Regions from separate parts of the Homo sapiens genome. Here region 2 is linked to region 1. A link is an interaction called in ENCODE POLR2A ChIA-PET data of the cell type or tissue named here. Cell type or tissue: Panc1. All regions are shown on one strand. Each heading gives the region's core, and the rest is flanking DNA. Links, peaks and the distances in the headings are about the cores only. Region 1 overlaps OSBPL8 (oxysterol binding protein like 8). Region 2 overlaps OSBPL8 (oxysterol binding protein like 8).

Region 1 (2,928 bases), core at 216-2,715:
ACACTGTAGATACATATGCTCTTAACTGATAATTGATCTATTTGAACTTTAAAACGTCTACTCTCAAATTGGGGGGAAAAAACTTAAGACTACAACAAAATTAACTGCAGATCAAATATGACAAATATTTTAACTTTGAATTATTGGACAGAGGAACTGAAAATTGAATATTTACCTAATACATGAAGAAATAACTTATCTTTGAGGGAGTATAAAAAATAAAAGAAAAATGTCCCCAAATGTAATAACATTTTAAACATTTACAAAAATAAAAAAACAAAGGGAAAACTACAAAGGTAAAAACTGTAATGTACAAAGAACCCATTCAATTATGTAAAATATTAAGACTTCATTTATTTCACTGAACTAGTATTTTTGAATACCTACTACGTGCCAACCATTGTGCTAGGTGCTTATCCCTGAAGGGAGAGTTACTACAAGGGAGCACAGGAGAGCCTACTGGGGTGCTGGAAATAGTCTATATCTTCACTTGAATAGTGGTTACTTGGATATATACATAGGTAAGAGTTGTGGACTTCAGTGTAAGTTGTACATGAAAAGTTCATTTGTGTTGCTTTCCACTTCTGCTAACTGTTCTTATACACACTATTTCAATTTTAATTCACAGAACCTTGAAACAAATTTCTACATAGAGTATTACATGTCGTCTTATGACAGACGTTTTAAACAATCCAGGAGGAGAAAACAGATGTATACATTTAAAAAAAGTTTCCATTAATAGAAAATAATTACATCAGTGGGTTCTATTTATTGATATATATATCACAAAAGTATTAATTGAACGTTTTTCAAATGTTTATTTCTCCATCAGCCACATACTTTAATTATGCCGCCAGTTATGAATTTAATGATTTTCCCCCATATCAACATTTCTCAGTAGTCAGTGTACCAATTTCATAATTTTTGCTATGCACTACTAGTATACAGTTACTTAATTTTTTTTTACTGGCCTTTAACTTTGATTAGCCTCAACTAATAAAATCCATGAATTTACTGGCTTAAGTCAAAAGCTGCATATTTTCTAATATATAATATATAACTGTAAAAATTACACGAGGAGATACACAAATGTTATACTTGCTATCAGTAAATCTCTTTTTTTTTTTTTTTTTTTTTTTTTTTTTTTTTGAGACAGGGTCTCACTCTGTCACCTGGGCTGGAGTGCAATGGTGCGATCTCGGCTCACCACAACCTCCGCCTCCCGGGTTCCAGCAACTCTCCTGTCTCAGTCTCTCAAGTAGCTGGGATTACAGGCGTGCACCACCATGCCCAGCTAATTTTTGTATTTTTAGTAGAGACAGGGTTTCACCATGTTGGCCAGGCTGGTCTCGAACTCCTGACCTCAGGTGATCCACCGTCTCAGCCTCCCAAAATGCTGGGATTACAGGTGTGAGCCACCATGCCTGGCCAGTAAATCTCATTTTTAAGTCCAGAGCTCTATTGAGAACTAAGTGTGAACCACTTTACACCTCTGGACCTCAGTTTCCTCATAAGTAAAATTATGAGGCTAAAATGTCAATTACTGACACTCATTAAAATTCTAATATTCTACAATCTAACAGCCAGCAGTTTTACCTGCTGTCTATATATTGCTGACATAATCACTGCAATGCAAAAGAATGTAAGGTATACGGTACCACCTCAACTTTAAGGTCCATATTAGGACCTGTCTTTAGAGTAATAAATTAAGGAGGGTGGTGGGCCGGGGTGGGGGGGGATTGTGCAACATGAGGCAACTTACAATAACTACAACCAATCAATAAAGTACATTAATTACAGTTTTCTAAGGTTTTTCAACTTCAATTAAAACCCTTTGATCCTACCTAATCAGGAAAAAGTCAGCTCTTCAAAAGAAAAATCAGTTCAAGTAGGAAACCAAAACAATATGTTAAACATTTTATTACAACTGAAATATACATATATCTCCAATCTTTTGATGGAAAGCCTTATCATCGAGTATAAATCTGTCAATTAGAATTACATATCTTCCTTGTTTAAACCACAGCTATAATACATGGGTCTGAGAGCTCTACGGGTAGTTCTTTAAAGTGAAGCAAAATTTAAAACATTTGTAAAGCCATCAGTTTGGAGAATCCTACATGTTCCAATTACTTTCCTACCTTTTCTAGTTATCGAATTATCTTATCCATACCAAGACAGGCCCAGGGAAATGCCTACAAAAAACATTGAGTTGCAATACAGAAGAGTCCTGAGCTTAGGGAACCCAAATATTTTATAATGGACAGCAAGAATGCCTGCCTTTTCTTTTCCTAAGGAGGAAAATACTATCATTATCTTCCAAGGCTGCTCACTAGATAAACATTCTTGAAAAGGTAGTCTAGAGTAACAGGCAGTCAGTGCTTTACTTGCAAGATATGCAGAAATGCAAGAAATCAATAAAGAGTTGTCTTCCAACTGTCTGTTTATCCCTGTCTACTTAACTGCTACCAAATACAACCCCCTGTAGCATTTTACCTTCTAATATATAAGCATTATTGTTGGCCAGGCACGGTGGCTCACACCTGTAATCCCAGCACTTTGGGAAGCCGAGGTGGGCGGATCACGAGGTCAGGAGTTCAAGACCAGCCTGACCAACATGGTGAAACTCTGTTTCTACTAAAAATACAAAAATTAGCTGGGCATGGTGGCACATGCCTGTAATCTCAGCTACCTGGGATGCTGAGGCAGGAGAATTGCTTGAACTGGGACCTGGGAGGCGGAGGCTGCAGTGAGCCAAGATCATGCCACTGTACTCCAGGCTGGGCTACATGCAGAACGAGACTCCGTCTCAAAAAAAAAAAAAAAAAAAGTATTATTATTAATAACAGAAGATGAAATCATGATTCACGAGCCATTTCTAAGAAACTTCACTCTTGTAAATAAGAGTTAGTTTTGATTACCAGAATT
Region 2 (2,928 bases), core at 222-2,721, 170 kb before region 1:
GTCTATTATTCCATCATTTCTCAATCTGTAATTCCTTACTGATAAAACTTTTGTGCCTGTTTTATGAAGAAAATAGATTACATATATTTATAAGATTGATAGCATTTTTTGTTATGAACAATGTTAACATTATATCTCAGAACATACTATAGAATACAAAGACTACTGTCAGGTAGGAGTACATAAGAGACAATTGTGTATACATGTGGGTTTATTATACTCATATGTAGACACATTCTCACAAAAGCTAGAAATGTCCTGGCACTTAACACATAGCTCACTTTAATAATCAAATAGGATAGCTCTTGTTTCAGTGTGAAGATAAAAGATACGAAAAGTCAATACCTCTACATTTATCTCCTAGGTTTTTTTGTTTTCGGAATATTGTGATTTTTAATAAAGACCAAACCAACTTGAACACTGGTCCCAGGCCAAATCAGATCTTTCTAGTTCACTGATTCAATGGTAGAGAACTTCTACTTGAACATGAAGTTTATTATGACTTGAAGCAAAATCAGGAGGAAAATGATGAAGTAGTCTTTTTGTTGCAGAAAATAATCCGTGGCCGGTGTGCTTGAAACTAAATGATTTCGAAGAGCCATAATATTTCTATAAAAATAAGCAACAACAAATTTTGTAATGATTTGCCAGAAATGTTGGCATAGAGCCCACAATTTGATATTAAACAGTCACAGAGCATTTAATGTTAATAATTTTTAGTTGCTGGGTCATGGGGTGGTATGTAGGGGTGGGGGGGGGCGGGGTCTGGGACTGCAAAGAGGAATACTTAAGGGCTCAGGGAGTAAATATTTACCCAATGTTATGGATGTATTTCAATATTTCAACTGATGCATTCCAATGAAATAACAGCCATGCACAGAGGGGACTATAGAGGCCTTTGTTAACTGACTTTCTCAGAAACAATCCCACCTCCACATGCAACCCAGCTACATTCCTAGCATGCTATAGGAGTAAAATAAAGTGATTCCAATTCTACCCTTACAGAGAAAAAACAACCTCTCCTTCCTTCCCAAGTATTTTAGTGCTGGAGGAATTTCGTAAGTGTCAAACATCAGGTGATAGAGGCTAAACATTGTATTTTAGCTTAGCTAAATGTTATAAAAATATGAAGTCTGCATATGATTTCCCATATAACAGGATTCTTAACTACTCCTTGGTCTCAAATGAATAGTCAGTGTCATTATATTATTACCTTTTAATTTCTTCCTGTGTTTGTTTTATAGATTCGATGGAACTCTGAATGTCTCCCAGTTCTATTCCTTTCTTTCTTCTTGTACTTGGTTTTACTGATTGAGCTAAAAAGACATTTAGAATGAAGTTGAAACTATAAAAATAATCTACAGTTCAATTTAATGTGTCTCATGTAATAAAAATTTTCCTGGGCATTTGTTTTTGTAGCCTAGAGATTAGCATAGTAATATGAATACTCTGCACTTTTGAAGTTTCAAACACATCATTGCAATACTAGAACACTACAAATATATTTAAAGTACTACACATTAGTTGAATTTTGGATGGCACCAGTTTTTTTAACTAATTAAAACAGAAATAATTCATTAGAAATACATATTAACTTGAGGAAGGTATTACTCTCTTCTGTTCCTTGCCCATTTGCCTACCTCTGAAGTCAGCTTCTTGAGCCCTTTTTTCCAATTTTTTATTGTGAGTGTTTAGTTACCTAAACTTTAAATCCCTTTCGACACCACTTCTGCAAATTTTTACTGCCAATCAGCAAGCTGTACATGTTTTTCCAAATTCCCTACATATGCATTCCTTCCTTTCCATTTTTGTTCAGATCCTACTTAACCTCTCTGCAAGTGTCAGCTTTCTCATTTTAAAAATAGGGATAATAATACCAGACTTCACAGGGTTGTTGTAAGGTGTATTTAACATACAGTCTGGCACAAATTAATTACTCAATAAATGTCTGCTGATACATTATAGTAATATAGTAAAGTGGATGACAGGGTGAATTAAGGAGCCAAAAAATCTGCATATATAACATACATATACCTACTTATGGGGTATGTGACCTTAGGCAGGTTAACTTGTGTCTCAGTTTCTTTTCTCGTAAAATGGGAATAACAACAATACAACCAATACTCTCTTCTAACACACTGGTATGCCACATGACTCCTGCTTTTAAACCTTTATTCGGTTCATTCCTCTAACTACTCTAGTATGTTACCCCTACCCCACTCTCCAAGCCTAGATTGCTATAATCCATTAGAAATCTTAATAATTCATCAGGATTCTAAGAACTTTCCCTCAAACTGAATTGAGCTCCCTCTCCTTTAAACTCTTTATCACTTGTCATCTAATTTCTTAGTAATCTACCATTTATTCACTTCTAGTGTTATCTTTATAGGTTAAAATGAGCTCCCTAGTTCAGTGTAAACTCAGTAGAGATTATGGCTTAAAGTTTTTTTTTTTTTGTCATGTCACAAACATCACTTTAATCCTTTCATGATTATATCTCAATGTAGTTCAAGATACTTTACACATTATCTGACTCGAATAAGAATGGAGTACAATTTAAGCTAGCAGTTGCTAAGTTTTATATTTTTATTGTCTGTCACTTCCAAACACTACAGTAATTTATTCTGGAAATGAAAAACATTTTTGAAGCATGGAACTGAGTTCAAAGCTCAAAAAATGCTTCTGAATTCAATCTAGGGAACCATCAGCAATTTTTCAGAGGTTAACAAGGCATAAGAGGTAGCTACTACTAGAGTGTGGTTCTTTTTTTTTTTTTTTTTTTTTTGAGACAGGGTCTCACTTTGTCACCCAGGCTGGAGTGCAGTAGTGTGATCTCGGTTCAGTGCATCTTCCATCTCCGGGGTTCAAGCAATTCTCGTGTCTCAGCCTCCCAAGTAGCTGGGATTACAGGTGTGCACCACCGCACCT

Evidence for each region. Peaks named below come from ENCODE experiments on the same cell type or tissue, not always from the same donor. Only the 100,000 strongest peaks of a DNase experiment are listed, where the experiment ranks them.
Region 2: POLR2A ChIA-PET joins it to region 1 with 6 read pairs; 2 of 35 experiments call an interaction of 5 or more read pairs at or near these places.

The regions. Positions count from the first base shown.
Region 1 is chr12:76,525,520-76,528,447 of GRCh38, forward strand. The region is part of intron 1 of OSBPL8 (oxysterol binding protein like 8); the gene reads right to left. Among named protein-coding and RNA genes, the nearest start is that of OSBPL8, 33 kb to the right of the region's middle. In Panc1, for the core only: no CTCF peak of the experiment used is centred there; no DNase peak of the experiment used is centred there.
Region 2 is chr12:76,355,413-76,358,340 of GRCh38, forward strand. OSBPL8 (oxysterol binding protein like 8) reads right to left here. Exons shown (of 24, transcript NM_020841.5): 23 at 1,214-1,316; 24 at 1-609. The coding sequence ends at 477. Among named protein-coding and RNA genes, the nearest start is that of BBS10, 8.5 kb to the left of the region's middle. In Panc1, for the core only: no CTCF peak of the experiment used is centred there; no DNase peak of the experiment used is centred there; H3K27ac peaks cover 869 bases.